Linked DNA regions of Homo sapiens: all the other regions are linked to region 1. A link is an interaction called in ENCODE POLR2A ChIA-PET data of the cell type or tissue named here. Cell type or tissue: GM12878. All regions are shown on one strand. Links, peaks and the distances in the headings refer to the core of each region. The heading gives the core; the rest is flanking DNA. Region 1 overlaps THADA (THADA armadillo repeat containing). Region 2 overlaps THADA (THADA armadillo repeat containing). Region 3 overlaps THADA (THADA armadillo repeat containing).

Evidence for each region. Peaks named below come from ENCODE experiments on the same cell type or tissue, not always from the same donor. Only the 100,000 strongest peaks of a DNase experiment are listed, where the experiment ranks them.
Region 2: POLR2A ChIA-PET joins it to region 1 with 5 read pairs; 4 of 35 experiments call an interaction of 5 or more read pairs at or near these places.
Region 3: POLR2A ChIA-PET joins it to region 1 with 8 read pairs; 6 of 35 experiments call an interaction of 5 or more read pairs at or near these places.

Annotation. Positions count from the first base shown.
Region 1 is chr2:43,383,135-43,391,245 of GRCh38, forward strand. All of the region lies in intron 29 of THADA (THADA armadillo repeat containing), which reads right to left. Among named protein-coding and RNA genes, the nearest start is that of LINC01126, 160 kb to the left of the region's middle. In GM12878, for the core only: no CTCF peak of the experiment used is centred there; DNase peaks (open chromatin) are centred at 4,037 and 4,554; H3K4me3 peaks cover 1,026 bases; H3K27ac peaks cover 3,518 bases.
Region 2 is chr2:43,269,498-43,277,608 of GRCh38, forward strand. The region is part of intron 36 of THADA (THADA armadillo repeat containing); the gene reads right to left. Among named protein-coding and RNA genes, the nearest start is that of LINC01126, 46 kb to the left of the region's middle. RefSeq lists enhancers at 3,680-4,180, 3,949-3,998, 4,181-4,681. In GM12878, for the core only: no CTCF peak of the experiment used is centred there; no DNase peak of the experiment used is centred there; H3K27ac peaks cover 804 bases.
Region 3 is chr2:43,474,203-43,482,313 of GRCh38, forward strand. All of the region lies in intron 26 of THADA (THADA armadillo repeat containing), which reads right to left. Among named protein-coding and RNA genes, the nearest start is that of THADA, 120 kb to the right of the region's middle. In GM12878, for the core only: no CTCF peak of the experiment used is centred there; no DNase peak of the experiment used is centred there; H3K27ac peaks cover 1,291 bases.

The DNA of each region.
Region 1 (8,111 bases), core at 1,780-6,779:
TATGGCTCTAAATGTACATTTTGAAAAAGAAGAAATAATATTAATAAAAGATGCATCTAACCACACAGAGATGATTGACAGTATCAAAATTGGTTGTTGGAAAAGCGAATCAAACCAATCAACCTAGGCTCACTATATGCTTAGTAATAGGTGTTTTGGAGACAGTGCATAAGTAAGGCACAATCCCTGCCGTCCATGAGTTCACCATCTTCTTGGTAAAATAAAGAATTACGTGACAGCTAGAACACAAAGCTATATATGAGTTACAGTATTAAGGGTTCTCATCAGCAGTTTAAGCTAACATACCAGATAATTAGCATCACACCCATCTCCCTGTTGGTCATGGAAACAAAGGCATAACCAATCACCGAATGTTAGGTTCAGCTGGTCCAACCATCTAGCTACTAGCTGGGAGCCCCAGTACAGCATCCTGAAAAACGTTCATCTGAATTAGTACTTAAACATAATGAACATAGGAGTTTAACTGGGGATCTTGTGAAAATGCAGATTCTAATTCAAGAGGGTTGAGGTGGCCCAAGATTCTGCATTTCTAACCAGTTCTAAGCAATGCTGATTCTGTGGTCCAGAACCACACTTTGAGTGACAAGGTTCTCTAAACTGTGCCTGACCTCAGGAAATGAGTGCTTACTAACACTCCACAGCAACCTATTGCATCTGTGAAAGGTCAATCATTAAAAAAAGTGAAAAACGTTGTCAATTCTTAAATTTATACAAAAATACCAAAACATATTCACTTGAACATAAATTCTTGGGCAGACTTTTTGGTGGTATTTTGTTTCTTTTATTAACTGAAATTTTAGATGTTTTTAGGCTTCTACCATCACTCCTGGTCTAACATACACACACAGGCTACCCCCCTACCCCAGCTTCTCTATATGAATTTTAAAATGACCAAACTTACTATGATCAGTGCAGTGATAGTAAGAGTTAACTTCTGAAATGGACAGACAACTGAAAATTATGCACCTCTACTCATGCTCTCATTCGGGAGGGAGAAGTAAAAATTTAGAGAAACAACAAAGGAGGAAAAGCTAGGACAAGGGGAGAGTAACAAAGTAAATCACACATTTTTCCAGAATAGAAGAAGTGATGATCTTCAAGACACATTTACTGAACAATATAGTCCTCCTTCTCTAATGAGGCTGTTGAGCTCTTGGGGAGGGGCGAGGGGTGTGAGTAAGAGCTTACCACTGCTTGGGGATTACAGGCTAGGGTACACTGGTATTCATTTTCTTCAGAAACCTACCCAACTCAGTACCCTTTTGAGTTGGTGGGTGTGGATTGTAATTACATTTCTAATTTACTCTAAGAGTTTCCTTTGAAGAACATCAACTCAAATTTCTAGCATGTTCTTCCTAAATGTACATACTGAACACACATATTTGTACGCTCAATCATGAATTTTAATAAATTACTGCCTTGTATCTCTGTTCTCTATATGCACATCTAAAAATCAGACCTGATGACTATTTCAATTTTCTCTCAATCTGATCAATGCATACTTCTTTTCAGTATAAGAAAAATTTGGGGCTGGATGCAGTGGAACATGCCTGTAATCCCAGCACTTTGGGAGGCTGAGGCGGGAGAATTGCTTCAGCCCAAGAGTTCAAGACCAGCCTAGGCAACATAGTGTGACTCTATCTCTACAAAAAATTAAATTAAAATAAATAACTAAATAAACAAACTTAAAAAACAATTTGGAGGCCAGGTGCAGTGGCTCACGCCTGTAATTCCAGCACTTTGGGAGGCCGAAGACATGCAGATCACCTGAGGTCAGGAGTTCTAGATAAGCCGGGCTAACATGGTGAAACACCATCTCTACTAAAAATACAAAAATTAGCCAGGTGTGGTGGTGCACGCCTGTAGTCCCTGCTATTTGGGAGGTTGAGGCAGGAGAATCGCTTGAACCTGGGAGGCAGAGTTTGCAGTGAGCCAACATCTCACTACTGCTCTCTAGCCCGGGCGACAAAGTGAGACTCTGTCTCAAAAAACACAAAAAACAAAAACAAAAAAACCCACAAAAAAACAAAAAACAATTTGGTAATTGGACAAGTAAATGTCTCACATATTTGAAAAAATCAGTTATAAAGCAGGAAACTGAAACTGCATTTCAGAAACAAGTTAGATATAAAAATGACTATACATCCTGTAATCTAAGAAGAAAGGGCAAGCTGGGTGCGGTGGCTCATGCCTGTAATCCCAGCACTTTGGGAGGCCGAGGCAGGCGGATCACGAGGTCAGGAGATCGAGACCATCCTGGCTAACATGGTGAAACCCCGTCTCTACTAAAAATACAAAAAAATTAGCCGGGTGTGGTGGCGGATGCCTGCAGTCCCAGTTACTCGGAAGTCTGAGGCAGGAGAATGGCGTGAACCCGGAAGGCGGAGCTTGCCGTGAGCGGAGATCAAGCCACTGCACTCCAGCCTGGGCAACAGAGCGAGACTCCGTCTCAAAAAAAAAAAAAAAAAAAAAAAAGAAGAAGGGGCAAGCATAAAGTCTATCTGCTATAAATGGACTAAAATTTACATGTAAAACTCATCTGTCTAAAGATTTTTTTAAAGGCTTAAGAAGTTAATAAGAAAAAAGTGTCAAACAGCACATGTAAGATGTTAATTATACTGATCTCTTTGAAGATTAACAAAGGTGATAGAATTTGCTGGCACTTGTAAACTCTTCGAAATCACAACTTTTAAAAAACCTCTTAAATCCATTTGATATTAAAAAAAAAAAACTCCAAACAAATAATCTTAGACCTTTTTAGAAATATGATTCTCAGGAAGCTAATGAAAAATGTCCCCCTCACCAGAAATTTTACTTTATAAAGATTAAAAAGGCATCCCAAATAGGAAAATGACCAAGATTCTAAATACCTATTCCATATGAACATGGGCCCATCAGTAAAACATCTGATATCTGATGCCCATACATACCTCAACAACTGCTTCAGAGTGGTACCAGTTCAAGACTATAACACACAACCCACTAATTAATAAGGAAAAAAAAAGTGGAGGATGAAGCAGGAAGGCAACAATTGGCCAAAAAGGTGAACATTTGCAAGTACAAATTCATACCTCAATTAATAATCCCATTCACTTGATGTAGAAAAGGCACAAAATATGCATGCTATTGACAGTAACAAGAGAAATTCAAGTAAGATTTAACTTATGTTTTTTTTTTCAAACATATGCCTTTGTCCAAAACAGAGAGCCTTCATTTTAATATAATAGATGTAGTTTTCCTTTTTTTCCCCAAATAGACAAAGAAAAACATGTATAAGAATTATTTGACAATTTCTAAAAGCAATAATAAGGATATGCTTTTAAAGGTCTTATTTGTATGCATCATACTACTTTGAGAGTCAAGTGACAGATTTACTACTGACTTTCTAGACATTTACATATATGAGGCATGTATAATATTTAAGGTCCTTTAAAAAATAATATTAACATAATTACGGGCTGGGCACAGTGGCTCACGCCTGTAATCCTAGCACTTTAGGAGGCTGAGACGGGTAGATTACCTGAGGTTGGGGGTTCAAGACCAGCCTGGCCAACATGGTGAAACCCCATCTCTACTAAAACATACAAAAAATTAGCCAGGTGCCAGTGGCGCGTGCCTGTAATTCCAGCTACTCGGGAGGCTGAGGCAGGAGAATTTGCTTGAACCCGGGAGGCAGAGGTTGCAGTGAGCCGAGAGCATGCCACTGCACTCTCGCCTGGGCTACAGAGTGAGATTTCCTCTCAAAAAAAAAAAAAAAAAGCATAATTACTATCTCCGTCATGTATGTTCAGTACCCGTTAGATTTATCCACGAGTTTCCTTTCTGAGGTCTGAATCTGGGAATATGGACAAAGCTTTATGCTTAACTCAAAGAAAACATTTTTATGTTCTGGGTTAAGTTTTCAGTAGAACCTCTGTTTTTAGAGAAGATTCATTCACACAGCCTCTTGTCCCCCACCCAAGAGAGGATCAATGAAACAGACAGCAACTGTACCTAGCAATTCATCAGTGTTTCAAGTAAAGAAGTGAGAAAATTTTAATTATGTGTCATTTTCCGAAGCTTCCTTAGGTAAACAGAAACTAGAATGTTATGCTCTCTGACTCTGAGGAGGGCAGAATTCAGTTTCAACTATACATTATGAAAGTGGATGAGAGGCAGGTTGGAACAAGGACATGAAGCAAGCTATAAGAAGCTAGGATTTTAAAAGTGAGCTGGCTTATATGTTCATAACACTTTTCCAGTAGAAAGACAGAAAGAGAGGAAGGAAAGTGCCTCCTTAGTGACTCCAGTCTGAGTTTTGTATCCCCCTACCTTTTCATTAATGCCTATGCACAGCTCACTGTAGTATGCTGAGCCACAACTTCTGCCCGGGTCAGGAATGGTTTCTTTGGTGGTTGCTGGTATTTAAGAGCTGTATCACACCTTGTCCCACAGGATGATGGGGAAAATCCATAGGTACCATGGAACAAAGGTTCTCAACTAGGGGCAATTTTGCCCCCGCCTCCGCCCCCTGCCTCCCTAGGGGACATAGGGAAATGTCTAGAGACATTTTTGGTTGTTGTTGTCACAAATGAAGGAGGGGTGCTACCAAACACACCACATTGCACAACGCACACACCCACAACAAAGAATGTCAAGAGTGCCGAGGCTGAGAAGCCCTGCCACAAAAGCAAAGGGTGAAGTGGGTAGCAATACAGAGAAATGCAAGAATGTCATGAACAACAATATGGTCTAAAATAGGAAAAGAGTTTTATTACTTATTTAAACTTTCCTTTAAGCCTGTGTGTCAATTTTACTTCAGGCATCTGGGGTGGCTGCCAAATTGGCTATACTCAACCACAGTGCTTTTAAATGGTCAGCTGTGTCCTTAGTAACTCAAATACGTTGGGTGCCATAAATATATCTAAGAGCTATAGCACAAGTACATAAACGTGCAATCTCAAATATGCTATCCCAATAAAAACAAAGGTCTTACTTTTGGCCTATTCCATTTGCATATACTAAAAACAAATAACAACAAATAATACTATTTTTATTGGTTGGGAACCACCAAACAAATCCCTTCACATTATGGGACCACATACCATCAGATATTTTACAGGGATTCTAGGAAATGACAAAAGCCTGACAGTGTACCCACGGTGAGATGTTTTGTTGTGTTGCATAATTTTTAAAGTATATTCAGAATTATCGTCAGTCATATGAAGTCTCAGACAGTAAGAGTGGAATGGCTCGCAGGGGATGGAAAGCATATCTTCCAAGATGAAAAAAAAACTTGGAATGTGCTAGATTAATCTATCTAGGAGGATCCTGTATCTCCTTTCACTTTATGAACTTCAAATTTCTCCCTTCCCATGATAAAAGAGTCCTTTGTCTCAGACAGTGTGAGACACTGATTCCTCAAGTTTCCAGTGGGATCTGAGGGAGAGGATGTAATTCAAAACAAAACAGGTGCAAGGAATAACAACCTGATAGGCAAGAACTCTGCCCTTAAAAATTTGAGCTAATCTCAGCTCTTATAATCTTTAACATGATCTACAGGAAGGCAGAGAACACAGTGACTGACCGGAGGAACCTCTCTGTGAAATATGATAACACATAAAGTCAAAATTGCTGAAAATGGACTTATTTGTCTCATGCACTCACACATCAATAGGAATCCTCATGTTTTACAGTATTATTTCAATGTACAACATTAATTTTTTTAAACACATTTTTCTTTAGCTCAAGGTCTTTTACTCACCATCTACACCAGTGATTCTTACATTTTTAATCATAACCCCCTCACCCCCCGCCCGTAGCAGTGGTGGTGGCAGTAGCAGCAAGTATTAATAATAGCAACTAACATTTACTGAGCATTTACTATATACCAGAGACCTTGCTACCCACTTCCCGCATATTAACTCATTTAATCTTCGCAGCCACCCTATGAGGTCATTTTATTTTCCCATTTACAGAAGAAGTGGAGGCACAGAAATTAAGTAACTCACCCAAAATAACACAGCTAGTAAGCAGCAGAGCTAGGATCCAGAGGGAGACAAGCTGGCTCCAGAGTCCACTCTTACCTACTACCTGAAAGGACCTTTCTGAGCACATGCTCCCAGCTTTTGTGTACTTATTAACTTAGAAATTATATATTATTCTATTAATACATTATGTACATTACATATCAAATGTAAAATAATAGCTAAAAGCCAGGTACACCTGTAGTCCCATCTACTCTGGAGGCTGAGGCAGGGGGACCACTTGAGCCTAGGAGCTCAAGGCCAGCCTATGCACCATAGCGATACCCTAGTCTCTAACAATAACCATAATAATAATAAAACAGGATGCGATAAAAGAAATAACACACTAACGTATTCTTCCACATATATTATTGTCTTGCAAACCCCACTTTGAAGGCTACAGGCCTACAGAGCCCAAACTGCTTGGCCCGGCATTTGTGGTCTCTCACATGCTGACCTGCACCCACCCTGCCATTCACACATCCTCTCTCCTTGACACAACAGGCTGGTTTACTCACTGCCTCCTGCAAACACTTTCTGATGCCCTCCTCCATGCCTGGGCTCATACCATGTCCCTTGCCTCAAAAACAGAAAGCTAGTTTCAAGGTTTATCCCAAGGCCCAATGTTCCCCTGAAGCCTTCTCTCATGTCTCCAGTCCATCCTGGTCTTGCCTCTCAGATGTGTGATCTCGGCCACATGCTTGGTGCACATAACATGTAGCCACGTATTTCTGTGTAATTGTCTGCAGTGTCAATGGTTTATTTTCCAGGTAGCTCATAAGCTTCTTGAGAGCAGAGAATATGCTATAAATTTTCTTTGTATCCTCCACAGTACCTGACATAGTATGTACTTAACTTCTCAATAAATATTTGCTAAGCAGAAGAATAAACATTCTCCACATTTACTCTACATCTCTAAGGCCCAGGTCCAGAGGGTTAAGGTAAAGGTCATACCAGAAAGCAGAGGAAGTAATATGATGGATACTTTGCTCTTTGCCTAAGCTCATCAGAACCATGACAGACTGACGGTATTCACGGTGATTCCAGAAGAAAAGGGTTTCAGAGTCCCCAGCAGTCCTGGCATCTATAGTATGACCACCTCGCTTTAGGGAGCTCTTAAGTTTCTAAAGTAATGGCATCCTTCCTGGCCTTGTTTATCCACTACTGCCCACTCTGTTGGCACTTTCCTATGGGTAAAGATAGTCTCAAACATGCAGTTGGTATACCTGCTTACAAATGTCTGCAGCCAGCACAGTTTCAGAAGAAAATATGTCTACCCTTTACCTTTATTCAAAAAATAAGAAAGTTTTCCCATGTCTTGTGATAGAATTTTGCTCAAACGTTTCCAATGACGACTATTCTGACATGCCAACTGCCCTCCTCTCCTATCTATTCCTGATTCCCCTTAGCCTACTCTACTTGTTCCTTTGTCCGCAGCAACGATTACCTTCTAACAAACTATCTAATTTACCTATTATATTTACTATAATAAGTTCTGATATGTTTTATTGAATGTTTATTTCTTGAACATTTCTTACTGTCTCCCTGCTGCTGGAATATAAGTACACTGAGAGCAGTAATCTTGGAGGGCAAGGATGTGTCTCTTCTGTTCTCTGATATAGTCCAAGCACCCAGAACAGTGCCTGGCACGTAGCTGGTGTTCAATTAGCAGTTGTCGAATGAATAAATAGATGACATCAAATCCCATTTTACCCACAACCCGAAGGCCCCAGATAGAATCCTTCTCCCCTGACAATATTCCTTTTCCTCATCCAGAGAAGCAGTATACTACAGTGGCTAACTGCACAAGCTCAAAAGCTTCAAACGATCCTGGGCTTGAATCTCAGTTTTGCTTTTTACCATTTAATCTTGCATAACTTTAGTGAAATCGCACAACCCCTCTTGTTTTCAGTTTTCTCACCAGTAGGATGGGAATAACACCTATCCTCCAGAAGAGGCTCTGTAGGAACTCAGTGACTGGTACATCACACTCACACACATACATCACATACACACACACTCTATCTCTCACTGAAAAAAATATATATTTTTCCTCTTTTTGCTATTAATTCCCCTACTCTGATC
Region 2 (8,111 bases), core at 1,148-6,147, 110 kb before region 1:
GGGAGCCGCTGCCAGTGACGCACTCGCTGAGATGCAGGTGAACGTCAGGGGGCCCAGGCTCTCTGGAACAGCAACTGATGGCACACGCAACTTGGAATGCGGCAACCGGAGCTCCACCGTGCCCACCCACTGCAGCTGGCAGGAATGGGGGCCTACCTTGATCAAATCTCTTTATTTTGAAGGAATAAATAAGAAAACAGATAACTGGCTCCCACATAACTATCTTCCTTCAAAAGCATTTCCCCTCACCCTCCACTGGTTCACAGTGGGTTAGGACCACAATTCCTAGCCTCTTCTGTTTCCTCCCCTGCAGCCCCACTGACAATACTGAAGAACACACAGCCAGCTACGGAGAGAGGCCCAGAGAGACCAAGGCAGTGGAATCCCGGGCTGACTCAGGGTGTGGTTTGATTGCTGACTGCTGAGAGATGGCTGGTTTCACAGAACACTTAGTTCTTCCCACCCCAGTGTTGCTGGAGTTCCTCCAAGCCCTCTTCTCAAGGCAGTGTTCCATCTTCTCTGCCCTTACCCCACACCACCCCATCTCACCCCTGCCAGCTCCTCTCTACCCGAGTCTGGATTATTCTCAGGGGGCATCCCTACATTTCTGTCATTTCCTCTGTATAAATCAAGGCTTGGGGGACAGTAGAGAGGTACTGTCCTGGGCCTCAGGAGTGGGTGTTGTAGACCTCGTTTTTCTACTCATTATGTGACACTGGGGAAATCATTTACCTTTCTTGGGCTTCAGTTTCCACATCTGTAAGTCAGAGGCTCTAAAACCCTCGAGTCCTGGGATTCCCTCCCTTTAGGAGGGGCACTGGAGAACAGGAACAGCAGCAGCCTTGACAGAGGACCACCTGCCGCCTCTTGCTGCATCTGCCCTCTATTCCCTTTCCCCAGGGCACACTCTGGTATCTCAGCTCTGGTCCCCAACCCATTTTCTTACACTCTGACTCCAGTGTCTTCTTTCAAACACAACAGTGAGTTTAGAAGACCTTCAATGCACCCCTTTCTCTTAACTCCTGGGTTCTAAACTAGATGCCAGGTTTGGACTCCTTTCCCTGTCTCAGAGAGGATCTGAGAGTGCAAGGCCTCTGTCACCACAGGGGCCGGAGCTCCAACTCTGGCTCTGACACTTATCTGCCTTGGGACGTTGGGCCCATTCCTTCAACTCTCTGAACTTCTGCATATTCACATTTAAAATGGAGGAAGTATAGTAGGTCCCTATAATCCCAGCTACTCAGGAGGCTGAGGTGGGAGGATCCCTTGAGCCCAGGAGTTCAAGACTGCAGTGAGCTACAAGTGTGCCTGTGAACAGCCACCAGTACTCCAGCCAGAGTGATGCCATGAGACCCCACCTTTAAAAACATAAAAATATAAATAAAATGGAGGAAATAATAAAGTATCTCACAGTGTTGTGAGGATCAAAGGGGATAAAATGAAACAGGAGCATCAAGAGGGAGGTGATGAGGTTCTCCTTCCCCTGTCCCCCCACTGGCCTGCTCAGAGTGGGAAAGAGCAGACGGGGCTCTGGGAGGAAGGGGCCACCTCCCCTAGGCCTTCCAGATCGATTCATGTAGCCTTGGCTCTGGTCTCTCACCTGGGACCTGATAAGCAACTGACAAGTATCCACCTGCTGGGCACTTCCCAGGGCCGGCCCTGTGCTAGGCATGTGGGTCCCTATGGATGAAACTCTTGCTCAAGAAATTCCATCCTGCATGATCCAGTATGGAGTGACAAGGGAGACACAGAGTTAGTCCAGGATTTTCTACAGTGGCCAGTCTTAGTAGATGCTTCATCAGTTCCTCATCAGCTGTTTGAATTAATGTCTCTAGGAAGAAGTCAGGACTAAGGCAGGCGATTTAATCTGCCATAATAAGAAAATGCTGTGACCTCAGGGCAATTTCATAACATAAAATCCAAACAGCTCCCCCACCAGGTAGATCTGAAAAACACTAAGCTTCTTACTGGGTTTAACTACTTTGATAGATACATTCCTCAATTCATTCATTCAATTGATCATCAAACAGTGATTCTTATTGAGAATCTATTATGTGCCAAGTTCTGAGAATATAGCAGCAAACAAACAAGACAAAAATCCTACACTCTTGGAACTTTTTTTTTTTTTTTTTTTTTTGACAGAGTTTCGTTCTTTTGCCCAGGCTGGAGTGAAGTGGTGCAATCTCAGCTCACTGCAACCTCCACCTCCTGGGTTCAAGCGATTCTCCTGCCTCAGCCTCCCGAGTAGCTGGGATTACAGGCATGCACCACCACGCCCAGCTAATTTTTGTATTTTTAGTAGAGAAGGGGTTTCACCATGTTGGCCAGGCTGGTCTCGAACTCCTGACCTCAGGTGATCCACTTGCCTCGGCCTCCCAGAGTGCTAGGATTACAGGCGTGAGCCACCACGCCCGGCCTCTCTTGGAACTTTTATTCCGGTGGAGAGAAACAAATAACAAATAAATAAAATTATGCAGATAATTAAACCAGTGGGGTGAATGATAGCAAATAACTGGGTGGTTACTGTAGTCTGAGAGGTCAAGGCAGGCCCCCTGTGCAGATGACACTGAAGCTGAGATTGGAATGATATGAAGGAGTCAGCCATGCAGGACAAGGGAAGAATATTCCAAGCAGAGGGAACAGCTACTGCAAAGGCCCTGAGGTTGGAATGGGCTCTGGAGTTGGAAAACCCCAAAGATGGCTGGAGTGGCTAGGGGAGGAGCGGCAGGGGCTGGACTGGGTAGGATTTTATATGTTGCCTTAGGAGTCTGGGTTTTACCCAGATTAAGATGGGAAGCCAAGAGAGAGTTCTGAGCAGAAGAGCAGTATCATCTGTTTTACTCCTGAAGAAGTGAGCCTGAATTGCAACGAACAAAAATAGAGGCAGGAAGACCAGGCTGTAGAAGTCTGGGGAGAGATGGTGGTGGCTTGGACTAGCACATGAAACAAGCCTGGCGGACAGGCACTTTCTAAGTATTTGTTGAATGAATGAACAAGTGAATGATTGAATACCCTTGATCTGACCACTTCTCATCTCATACTTAAATAGTAAGAAAAATCTATAGACTATCTTAAGTAGGAGTAAGAGAAGGGGTCAGAAAACAATTTAGAGTTTTGGTTTTGTGCTTTTTTTTTTTTTTTTTTTGAGACAAGGTCTCACTCTGTCACCTAGGCTGGAGTGCAGTAGCATGATCATGGCTCATTGTAGCCTTGACCTTCTGGGCTCAAGTGATCCTCCCACCTCAGCCTCTTCAGTAGCTGGAACCACAGGCATGCACCACTACACTTGGCTAATTTTTAAATTTTTTTGAAGAGACAGGGTCTCCCCATGTTGCCCAGGCTGGGTTTGAACTCCTGGGCTCAAGTGATCTGGCTGCCCCGGCCTCCGAAAGTGCTGGGATTACAGGTATGTGCCACTGTGCCTAGCCCCAATTTAGAATTTTAAAGTAGACACATATAAATGATGGATGGCCAGGCACGGTGGCTCATGCCTGTAATCCCAGCATTTTGGGAGGCCAAGGCGGGCAGATTACTTGAGGTCAGGAGTTCAAGACCAGCCTGGGCAACATGTAGTAGCCCCATCTCTACTAAAAATACCAAAATAAGCCAGCCATGGTGGTGTGTGTCTGTAATCCCAGCTACTCAGGAGGCTGAGGCAGGACAATCGCTTGAACCCGGGAGGCGGAGGTTGCAGTGAGCCGAGATTGCACCACCACTGCACTCTCGCCTGGGCGCCAAGAGTGAAACTCTGTCTCAACAACAACAACAACAACAAAAAAAAAAAAAAGAAGAAAAAGAAATGATGGAGGCAAATAAGTTTAACTCATCTGAAGAGGAATTTAGGCCAGGCTTGGAGATAGGTAGGAGGATATATTCTAGTAAAGTGATTCTTAACTTTTTTGGGTCATTCTTCTTTAGAAAAAGGTACTTGGTACATCTACAATATTGAGTCTGGGGCCAGGCTCTGGCACCACAGAGCAGAAAGGGCACTTTGAAGGCGATATACCTGAGTCGATTAGGAAAGAGCCTACTGGAAGGCAGGAGGAAGGGGGAGGCAGTCAGTACTTGCAGAGCCCTTCTAGTGCCTGACTCTGTGATCTGGCAGGAACTGAAAAAAGCACAGGGCCTGCTGCGGGTCTGAGACTGGTGGGCAGCCTTAGAGGTTCCAGGAGTGGAATCATCTGTGACTCAGTGTGAAGTCCCACAGGGCTGGGGCTTTGCTGACTGAGCTGTCTCACTCCATAGGGCCACTGGAAAATGTCACAGTGACCCAGGCCTTTCTATCTCTCTCCTCCCAGGCTTCCCTCCCTGTTTGCTCAAGGGTCGGGGCATATGAGAAGTGTTCATCCTTTCATGCTGGCTCACGGGCTCTGTGTGGGTGACGATGATGCACACATGTATACATGTGTGCAGATGTTGTTTTTTTCCTTCTTTGCCTTGCCCTGGCTACATGGCTGCTTGGACTCAACCTCACAATGCCACTTGCCTACTGCTCCCTCCTCTAACCTCTGAGTCTCATTTTTCTACATCTCGCTCCTACTTCCCCTCTTCCACCTCCCTCCTAAACACCATTGTTATTCCAGTCTCTATGGGTCACCATGCCAAGCACAGGAGGCTCCTTTGGTGTCTCCCAGATAACCCAGGGGCATGGTCCCTGCAGCCCCAGGCTGGCTTTCTGGTCCTGTAATCCAAGACCCTGACTTCAGAGGTAAGAGTGAGGAGGGACCCAACACTACAGGCTGCAAACTCAGCCTACCAGACCCGGACAGTGTGCGAGTCAGCAAGACTGCCACCCTAGTTGGTATGAATCAGTGAAAAACGCTGTCCCTTGAGCTGGTTCCAGCAGAGAGGGTCTGCCTGCTTGTTCTGAAGCTTTCTTATTTCAAAGCGTACTCTCATGTTTCTTTTGCCACCTGACTATGGTGAAAAATCAATCCATTAACACAAATTGAGCACCCACTGTGTACCTAATAGAAAACAGTCTCTAAGTTCATGAGGGCTAGTTGGGAAGAGAGAACTAAAGCACAGGAAAGGGAAAATGATAAAAGCGTAGAATAGCAAAGGCTCTGTGATGATACAATAACCAAATGCTGCAGCGGCTCAGGGAATGGGGAGATCCTGGAGGGCAAGGGTGCTGTCGAGAAGATGGGATTTAATGCATTCCCGCTAAATGTCCATATTTGGAAGGATGAGCAGAAGTTTTACATGACTTTTTGTGGGCAAGGGGCCTTCTAGGAGAGAGGGACCAGAACTACTTGGAGACAGTATTCCAAGAAAAAGAGCCACAGCCGATCTGCCTGCTTGCCTACCCACTATCCCCTTTAAAGGTCTTACATATTTTCTTTCATAAGAAAGTTTCTACCAAGAAGTCATCCTTCTTGAACCAAAACACTGACAACAGGCATGAAATCTGGCACGCCTTAAAATTCCTTGCTCAGTGCCTTCTCTTATCCTGTATCAACTCAAGCAGAAACTGTTTTCCTTTCTTTTCTTTTCTTTTCTTTTTTTTTTTTTTTTGAGGGAGTCTCACTCTGTTGCCTAGGCTGGAGTGCAGTGGTGTGATCTTGGCTCACTGCATTACTGCGAAAATTCCACCTCCGAGGTTCAAGCAATTCTCCTGCCTCAGTCTCCAGAGTAACTGGGACTACAGATGTGCACCACTATGCCCAGCTAATTTTTGTATTTTTATTAGAAATGGGGTTTCACCATGTTGGCCAGGCTGGTCTTGAACTCCTGACCTCAGGTGATCTGCCCACCTCAGCCTCCCAAAGTGCTGGGATTAGATGCGTGAGCCACCGCACCTGGCCAGAAACTGTTTTCTGAGCCTCACAAATGGAGACGGGAATGGGAGGAGGCCATCTAAATTAGGTGGCCAATAGTGGCTGAAGCCGAAAGAGCAAGAAAGGGGGAGATCCAGTGCCAGGAAAAGCAAGAAGCCTGAGGGAAGTCCAGAAAGCCATCCCCCTGCCTGCCCTGTCCCCATGGCCCATCCAGCTCCCAGAGGCACCCTGCCTCTGCTAAGTGGAACGTATGTGGTTCTGCCTGGGGACCTCCTGATCTAGCCATCCTTAAGCCCATCCTGGAGTCCTTCGGTCTAACTCTCTGCAGTATTTCCAGCTAAGCCACACCAGATAACTTGCATCAGAGTGAAAGAGCTCTGCAAAAAGAAAAGGCTCAGGTATCCCTGGCTTGTAGGAAAGGCTATGGAAGAACCCCAATCACTGGATTCTTTCTAACCTTCTAAGATACCTTTCTTATCTTCTCTTCCTCTGAAGGCAGCTTCACAAATTTGTACCTTCATGGGTTCCTCTCCTGCTGCTCTCATCCAGAACTCTGCCTAACTTAAGAATCATGCAAATGCCAGGATTTAAAGTTAAGTATTGTCCAGGTTGTTTTTCCCACACAGAGGCCTTTGTTCAAATGAAATCTGACATTAAATGCCCGATGTGGTATATAAAACAGATCTGAGTGGCCGCTTGGTGGAAGAGGGTGGGGAGCTGCAGAGATAGCCTTGAGCATCTCCTGCTCTTGTAGCATTAGAGCTCTTTCCTGAGCATTTCAAGGCCTGAAGTCAGAGCAGGGAAAGGAGGAAGGCAGAGCCTTGCCTGGAGTCCAGCCCACAAATTTTTTTTCTCCTAGCTACAAATTTCAATACCTTACTCTTAAGTCCTGGAAATGTCATTTCTTCCATTCCCTTCTGCAGGCTCCATGATTGGTACAGAGTGGGGAGGGAGGGGCAGAGAGGGTCCTGCAGCTGGGGCTCCCTGATGTCCATACTTCTAAGGGCTGAGGGTGCTTTGGACATTGCAGGGAGAGAGTTGTTAACAGGCTGTGAGTTTCATGCTTCCCTGTGTGGGCTGCAGCATGTGCAGGAGATTCCAGCAGGCAAAAAAGGTGAATAAGAAATCTGTTCTCAGGAGGGCCGGCTAACCATGGCATTATTTTCTCCAGGCCTTCTAGAATCATTAACTAATCAAATCTAGACCTAAAGCCAATTATGCAAAAGGATATGTTAGGGTGAGGAAGTCTGAATGACTGCATTTAATGCTTGCCTATTCTACAGGTTCCAGAAAGTGCCCGTGGGGACCGATAACTAGATCTGTTAAGGAGCACTGGAGATCCCAGGATAGCTGTGCTGCGTTCTGAGGAAGGCAGGACAGAACCCAGACAGTTTATTCTGTTCCCACAGCAGATAAAGGTCTCCCTTTGCCCTCTCCATTTCGAATGTTGAGCTCTCCAAGACCTAAGGAAAACTTTGTCCTGGATCACAGTGACTTGTGGCCTCTGAGTGCCTTTCCCGATTTCCTGGTAGTTTCACTTCCTGGAATGCCACAGTCTGACTTCTACATCAGTGCCAGAGGCATGCCTTGTTATTTTCCCCTGGACACCTCACAGGTTTGAAACTCTGAAGTCACCTCATGCTTTCCCTTCTCTCCCACCTCCCACAGCAGCAGTCCCCATGTTGAGATTACCCAACCCCCAACCAGTATTCTCATACATCAGTCCTCTCCTCTCCATCCCAACCCCACTGAGAGCAGCTGGAGAGGACTGTTGCTGCCAGCCCCCAGCTGATTTCCCTGCCTGGCAAATCCCCTCACTCAGCCCCAGCCCTGGCCCATCACACACACTGCTGCCAGAGATTCCACAAGTATGTCTCCGGTAACATCAGTCTCCTCTGAGTGCCTTCCCACCTCATTCCTGCTTTAAACCCTCTCTAGCTTCCCATTACCTGCAGAAGGAGATCGGGCCTTGGCACTGAGCCATCCCACAAGCAAGTGCCCCTGCCTTGCTCAGTTCATTTCCTGCTCCTCTTCCTTGCCTGGCCTGAGCCTGTGTTCTGACCACAAAAGTCCACTCACTGCTGCCCAATCAGCTCCCGGGTTCTCCCCAACTCAGGGCTTTGGCTCCAACTTCTCTTTCTGCATTGACTGTTCTGCTCTCATTTGTGTCACATCTCTCCCTTCCTTTGGGCCCACTCCACTCTCCAGACCCTTTCCAGAGAGACCCCACAGAATGCACCTCCTACTTCCCCAAGCTCCTCCAGCAGGCTGCTAGGAGACGGTCTGAGAGCAGAGCTCTGTCTGCATCCATCCCTCACTGACAGTGGGAGA
Region 3 (8,111 bases), core at 1,942-6,941, 91 kb after region 1:
ACAGAAATAGATGACATTTTCTCACCTTAATGGAAGAAGAATTAAAGAGATGGGGGTTTAAAGAGGATGTGTGTTTTAAGACTGTGAGAAAGAGCTCTGTTCCAGGTACAATTACACAGTGAAGCTGAAGTGAGGAAATGGGAGGAGTGGAACATGCAGGCTCTTCCCCTGAGAGAGAGGAAAGGAGTTCACAGAGTACTGACAGCTTTCCACTTTGTTTTAGAGTTACGTTTACAGCCGAGTTCAAGTGTTATCTCTCCTCCTCCACTCTTCCCCAAAGATTTCGACCATATTTTATAAATGTCTGTACTCCCCTTAGTACTCAGATCCTTGAACCTTGCAAACGTCTGTGCTGAATGAATGATGAAGAAAAAAAATGTTGAATCATCTAAACAGGACACTAATCATAGAAAATGGAACCAGCGGCATAAGAAGGCTTTGCTTATAGGGGGCAAAAGAAGAAATCAAGTGAATTGAAGGAGGGAAGTATGCAATTGACCATTTATATGTATCTAAATCAACTTCAGGTATTCAGAATTTGAGTGATCATAGAGATAAATAAAAGAAAGATGAAGATGTCTGAAGAGTATTAGATGCTTCTAGAATTGTGTTTATAGAGTGGAAAATTCTAGCCCTCCAAGATTTAGTAACCTGTTTCTTTCTCAAGAGAAGTTAGTCTGACCCCGTCTTCTACTAAGCCTGAGCGGTCTGCCCTGACCCAGACCGCCTCATGGACCACTTCTATAGAGGCAGTATATGCTGAAAAAAACATTTAGAGTTTAGAGGACAGAAAAGAAAGAAACGTAGCAAACAGAGAAAGAGAGATTGTTCAGGACAACTGACCTAAGTTGAGTTCAGAGACCAAGAAGTTACATCAAAACACTTGGTTCATAAATAAAAATAATTAATAATCCCAACAAATTTAGAAAGACGGCTGGGCATGGTGGCTCACACCTGTAATCCTATCACTTTGGGAGGCTGAGGTGGGTGGATCACTTGAGCTCAGGAATTTGAGACCAGCCTGGGCAAATGGCGAAACCCGGTCTCTACAAAGAATACAAAAATTAGCCAGGCATGGTGTCACGCACGTGTAGCCCCAGCTACTTGGGAGGTTGAGGCGGCGGGAGGATGGCTTGAGCCCAGCAGGCAGAGGTTGCAGTGAGCCAAGGTTGTGCCAGCCACTGCACTCCAGCCTGGGCGACAGAGCTAGGCCCTGTCTTAAAAAAAAAAAAAAAAAAAAAAAACCTAGAAAGACTATTTGACTTCACATTATTTGGCCTTACAAGAAGAAAATCAATGTGATAATATAGAGGTGAAATTCGAAAGTGAATTAGAGTTTATATTAAAAAACAATGTTAACATTCTGTTAGCTTGTTAGAGATTAGCTCTGAACCAGGGAGACATTTCATATTGCAGAATAGCATTTTCGTGGTTAGGAACTGATTACATTCTACTCAGAATCTCTATTTTAACGTTCTACAAAACTTAGTAAAGTCATGTGTAAAGACACACACTTTGTTCCTGGGTGAGATTTTTATAATGCAAGCTGCTTACAGGAATGAATTTTATGGAATCATATATCTAGACACTTGTACTACTTCACATCTTTTAATAATTACATAAAGAAAATACATAAAAGAAAAACATATTTTCCTATTAAGCTAAAATACTACATACATAGTCTTAAGTCACTGTTCTTAACACAAACATTTTCAGAGCTTTTCAGATAGCCTAGAAGAATGTAGTAGCACACATGATTAGTTGCCTAATCAATATTTATTCCTCTATCTCATCCTTCCTCTTAACAGAACTGATTTTGGTTGGGTATTCACCCTTCTGAGTAGTCACGTGCTTCGGGGAGGACCAGCACCAACCCCAGACCCAACTGATGAATCCTATTAGTCTAATTATAGTGGATCTATTTCTATCACCAGGGATAAGCTGGGCCATGCTAAGATGTTAACTCTGGCCAACAAGATATGAAGAAAAGTGTGTAGAGTGTGGAGGTGGGAACATGGGAACATAAACAGGAGGAAATGCTGTTGCTCTTAAAAAGAAACAGAAATGCACAAGGCCACTGGGTATTGTGCCTAGACACTGCAGTGTCTGGATATGATGGCTGGAACTGAAGCCATCTTGCAACCATGAAGGAAGCTTGCCTGGGGCTCATGGCATCACATCAAGGATGGCACAGCAGAAACAAGAAGGGAAATCGGAGTCTCTGATGATGTTTTCAACCTCAAAAGAATCAATCCTCTTTAAAATTTCCTGGTTATATATGGGATAGTAAGTTGTCTGTATTTAAATTTTGATTTGGGTTTACTGTTATTCGCAGCCAAAAGGATTCTAGCTGCATAAGTCTGAATTATTTCAAGCCTCTGGGTAAATGTTAACAGACGGTGCTATTACTGTGGGGATTAGGAATGACAACAACAGAGTGTGCTACTTAATTTACTAGCAAGACTGTATTTCAAAGCTGGTTACTATGTTATGTCGTTCTCCCTGTCGGCACTCTTCACCCACCCCACAAACAGATACATATATCACAGTCATGCAAGTTAGGTACTAATCTTGCTGATCAGTTCACCAACTGTATTATAGGCACTATCTTCCCCATACTAATGGTCAAATCATTGGGAAAATGGAAATTATGTTCTTCTGACAAAATGTTAGAAGATTCTAACCTAGAATATAAAGTTCATTCTCTCAAAGAGGCATTTTGGTTATTATAGAATTTTTAAAGGTCTACAATTATGAAATTTTCCTAGATTCAAATGTATTGACTACCTACTATATGTAGGACGCTATTTTACATTTTTATCTGACAATGTGGGATAATTTACAGTGTATTTAGCTGTAACTAAAACTAATCCTTTCTGTTGCTGCCAAGATATATCTCAAATATATATGTCTTTCTCACAGTAGATATATCTACTGCTCCTAATAATCAGAAATATGCCTTTCACCTGCTTTAATCAGTATCCCGACAGCAGTATTCCCCAAACTGTTGGATGGAAAAAAAATGGCAATATATGTTCTTTGAGAGAGAGAGAGAGAGAGAGAAGGGAAGAGAGAGAATCTCCATGGTCAAATAATTTAGGGAAATGCTCATACTGCATGCTATATCCCACTCTTGATGATTCTCAAAACACATTATAGCACAGGTCTGAGAAACCTGTCATTATTTAATTCAGCATTTCTAGTCAGTGAATAACAGAAAAATCTATTTTTCACTAAACATCTCTTAATTTCTTGAGAAAACTAGTATTCGTTAAAACATAGGACATATATTCCCCATTAACATAGCTGCTACTCAATTTAGAAGTGGCACTCCCTTTCAAGGCCTTGCATCACATTCTCCATGCCCACCAGCCAGTGGTACAGAATGCAATCACTTCTCAAATAATTCCTAAAGCAATGGTTTTATCACAGAATACTCTGATACAAAGACTTCTAAATGAATCCCAATGTTCTGTAAAATTCAAACTAGTCTCCTGACATGTCTGTTTTCCACACTCACTGATAGTCTCAGAACCTACTACAGTGCCTATGCAGACTAAGTGACCATGAATCCTTGCTCTAGGAATGAATGACTGAATGAACACTTCCACATGTCCTCTCTTTCCTCATCTGATTCATCTTTTAATTTTCTTAGACATGTACAATGTGTGTTCCAACTTCTACATCTCTGTTTATGTTACATGATCCCATATGCAACACCCTCTTCTCTACCTATTGAAATCCTGACCATCCTTTCAAGTCCGGATTCAACCCAGACTGCTACATGGAGAATGGCCTCATCCTCCTCTGACCTCTTATCCCCTGACAGTCAGTGCCAGAGAGTTTGATTCTCACATTTCCTAAACTAGTTTCCATGTTGGTCTTACCTCTCAATAAATGGTAAACTCCTTGAAATCTCAGACATGTTATAAACTACTTTTGTATATACCAGGATGCCAAGGTCCATAAGGAGTATTCAATGAAAAAATTAAGAGTATATTTTATTTAAAAGTTCAATGTATAACAACAATAGCTGGAAATTCCTGAGATTTCCAAACTGTACATTACTCAAATCAGTAGTTACAAGGACCAAGTTCTGAATAAAGAAATATTATCCAAGTTCTAAAGAAACTGTTCCCTCTGGCTTTAACCTCTTAGACTCCATTTTCTCATTTGGAAAATAGCTCAGTGGTATTGCTCTACAGGTATTGAAGGGGCAAGAAATACTGCTTGTAAACCCCCTGATAAATGAAGACTTTATCTCATACTCCTGGAAGCAATCCTGACGTCTTAAATTATGTAATCCTGGTATTACATTATATTAGTCTGGCCCATATAAAATGTAAGCTACAAAAATACCAAAGCTAAGAAAAAATATTTACTCATGCTTTTACTAAGATGCAGAAAGAGGATACATGCATTGCCAAAATTCCATAGAACATGCTCAAACTAAAGCAACAATGCCTTAGTTATTAAAGAAGGCAATAGCCTGAAGCAGTACTTAGAAATAAAGATTACTTCGTCCACGTAAGAGTCAATATTTAAGAACACAATGACTAATTCCCACTTCAAGTTCATGAAAACATTTCTTTTGAAGAACTTCTTTTCAGTTAAAAACTTTATTTGTGGTTCTCCTACCTGTAATCTATGAACCTAAGAATGAACAAAAACTTGAAACATGAAACTCTCTAATAGGCCAAAGTGTCAGTACAGACTTAATTCTGACTTTAGGAACATCTCAACCAGGGTTACACAAAACTTGTACTTTACCTCTCAGTCTCCAAAAATACTCATTTATCTACTCTGCCTAAAGAGTAGATAAATGATTGAATGTTAATTCTACAAACAACTCTGGAAAATGCATGAATGACACTCCAGACTATACCAAAACACTAGAGCTCTTAACTTACTTTCAAATCATTAATATTTATAATCTTATGATAATTAAAGCACCTCTTTGAGAAAATTAACTTCATACTTTAAATCAGAATCATCTGAATCCAAACTACTATTACTGTTGCTAACAGAAACTTCATTTCTAAATAATCGACTGATTTTTTAAAATGTTTTAGTTGAGCTTATTGTGAACTAAAAATAACCATTAAATTCTATCACCAGCACTAGCTCTGTGACCTTACACAAATTGCTTAACTTTTCTGCACCTCAATTTTCAGATCTGCAAAATGAGAATGAGACTGGATGACTTCCTAGGTCCTCTCAAAGATAAAAACAAATAATAATAATGGTTATTAGTATCATTTTAATTAAAGATATCAATGAAAGACATAAGCACACACTCTAGAGAAAGAGTTAAGTCTAGAGAAATCATAAGAATTATCATAAGCCTCAAAATCCTCTATCAATAGCACCAAACTATTATCAAACATAAGAGTTTTATAGAGATAAATGTTAAAAAAAAAAAAAGTTAACTTCTTGCTAGCAACACTGATATCCTTATTGGGGTAATTTCATTCATTCTCTACTTTCTAACCAGAAAACTAAGATTTCTACCTTCATAGTTTTACGACATTCCCGGTTGACATTAGAAACCTTGAGCCTTGCTCCTCTCCTCCCTCACCTCTGTCTACATGAGAACAGCGAGGGGCTCATTGAGGTAAATAACATTCATGCACCAAAAAATACACATCCTTATTGTCTTTTACCGTCCAGATAAAGAATCTTAAAGTCAACCCAAAACAAAATTCTCCTCTGGTTTACTCCTACCTTTCCTGCTAAAATCAACCTACTATGTGGGAGATTTGAGATTATTGGTCAACATTCAGACTTTGGGTGAAGTGGCTAATTTCCCAAAGAGTCTGACAAAATAAAATCTAAAGCCAACTCCAAAAAGGTGACACCCTGCCCATGAGGGAATCCGTTGTTTGGTGTGTAACAGCATGTGCTCTGCAGATGGAGCTCGCTTTGTGTTCTAGTTCTGCCACTTTCTGGCTGTATGGCCACAGGCAAGTAGCTAAACCTCATGAGCCTTAGGTCCCTCTTCTGTGAAATGAGGATGATACTGCCTACCTCGCAGAGCTGTGATCTCGGCTAAGTTAGACATGTATAAAGGGTCTGGCATGGCCCACGCACTAAAGAAATGTTACCTTCCTTCACAACTTCTCCTGTCCTTCTACACAACTGAACAGAGACTCCAGCACCACAGATAACTGCCATATTCTTCATCAGACTTGGAGTCCCCTAGGGCAGAGAGTATTTCTGATTTATCTTTGGATCCCAGTAACTAGCAGAGGGCCTGGCCCAGAGTAAAAACATAATAAATGCTTGTTCAGTGGAGAAAATTAGAACTGTTTGGGTTTGAGGATGTTAATATTACCCTGGCCGCTCACGCCTATAATCCCAGCACTTTGGGAGGCTGAGGCAGGCGATCACAAGGTCAGGAGTTCAAGACTAATCTGGCCAATGTAGTGAAACCCCATTTCTACTAAAAAAAAAAAATTTCAAAAAATTAGCCAGGTGTGGTAGTGTGCACCTGTAATCCCAGCTACTCGGGAGGCTGAGGCAGGAGAATTGCGTGAACCCGGGAGGCAGAGGTTGCAGTGAGTTGAGATCCTGCCATTCAACTCCAGCCCAGGCAACAGTGCGAGACTCTGTCTTGGGGGGGAAAAAAAAAAAAAAGAAAAAAAAATTACCCCGGCCACAGTCAAAAGAAAATTCTGTTTTTCAATTTGGCCAAATAGGGCTTGCTACAAGTTACTATGTAGTTCGAAGCAAATAAGCTATTCTGAATTCTAATAATTACATTCTCTAAAATATGAAAACCCAATTGCCCTGCAGCTTTCAATTTTAGTTTTGAGAATTCAATTCTTTCCCAAACAATAGCGTGGGTAACCACAGAAACTTGTGGAATCTCTTTTCCTAGAAAACATGAAGAACAGGAGAGAAGCCAGTCTGTCTGGAAATTGCTTCAAAATCTCTCTATAAGCACGATGCTGGACTGGATTAGATGCCCCTTGAAGGATCCTTCCAGACCTACACCACTAAAATGCTAAGAAAAATAACTAAAATAATTCTCTATCACTTATACCCTGGAAAATAAAATAAATACAATTTAACATCTCCCAACATAGTCACTAGAAACAATTTTACTTGGATCATCCCATGATTTTAGAAACACATTTTCTTCTTAAATTGTACTAAATTATCCTAAGCTATTAATTTGAATATGAGCTCTCTTTAATAAGACAGAATAGAGATTGTACTTAACACAGTAAACAAAACTATTATTTTGTTCCTCTTTCAATCTACCTGTTTCCATGTACCCCAAATCTACTCATTTCCCAATGCCTTGTAAAAAATACTACTTCCCCCCAACATATACTCCACTCAATTCTACCATTTATAAATTTCTAATGTGTTCATCACTCACATCACATTGTACAGGTGATTTTTATATGGTGTCTCCTATTTGTATCTGACTCACATGTAACAATTTTTGTCTTCCTAACTGAACTGTAAACTCCTTGAGTAAGATCCAAGTTTTATATTCTTCATGTACTCCCCTATTATGTTAATACTGAGTTCATGATAAGTGCTTTCAAATTCTCATTGGCTCACTGATTTAAGGTGGAGAGTGTGCAAAAGCTAGACAATGCTATACATTAAGAACCTGCATGAAGCTTTGGCAAAGCACACTCCAAGAAGTCAAAAATAAACCTTTTCTGATTGCTACATATTGACATGTATCATTTAGCTGGGACTCACAGCTGAAAGTTAATACACACAGGGGCTAAAAGGAAAGACCTAGAGCTAAGCGCCATATTAGTTTAGCTCCTGTCCTGTAAGAAATGAGGAGCTATGAAGCTGAGCTCACTCACATGGAGATGGAGGCTATTTTAGAAAACATGCATATTGCACAGGTTGCAGAGCTTTGCTGGTTCTGATTTTACATAAAATCAGTTCTTCATTCTGTCAGGCCAAGTCAGTCACGCAGCAATAAACAGAAAGGAAAAGAGCTTTAAAAGTTAAAATGTAATAATATTACTTTAAAAGCACAAGTGAAACTTCTGTTTTCTCATTCTTTAAAACCCAAAAAACACATCTAAAATAAGACTAATGGGTGCAAAAATTCAGTCATTACAGGTACCCTCTAC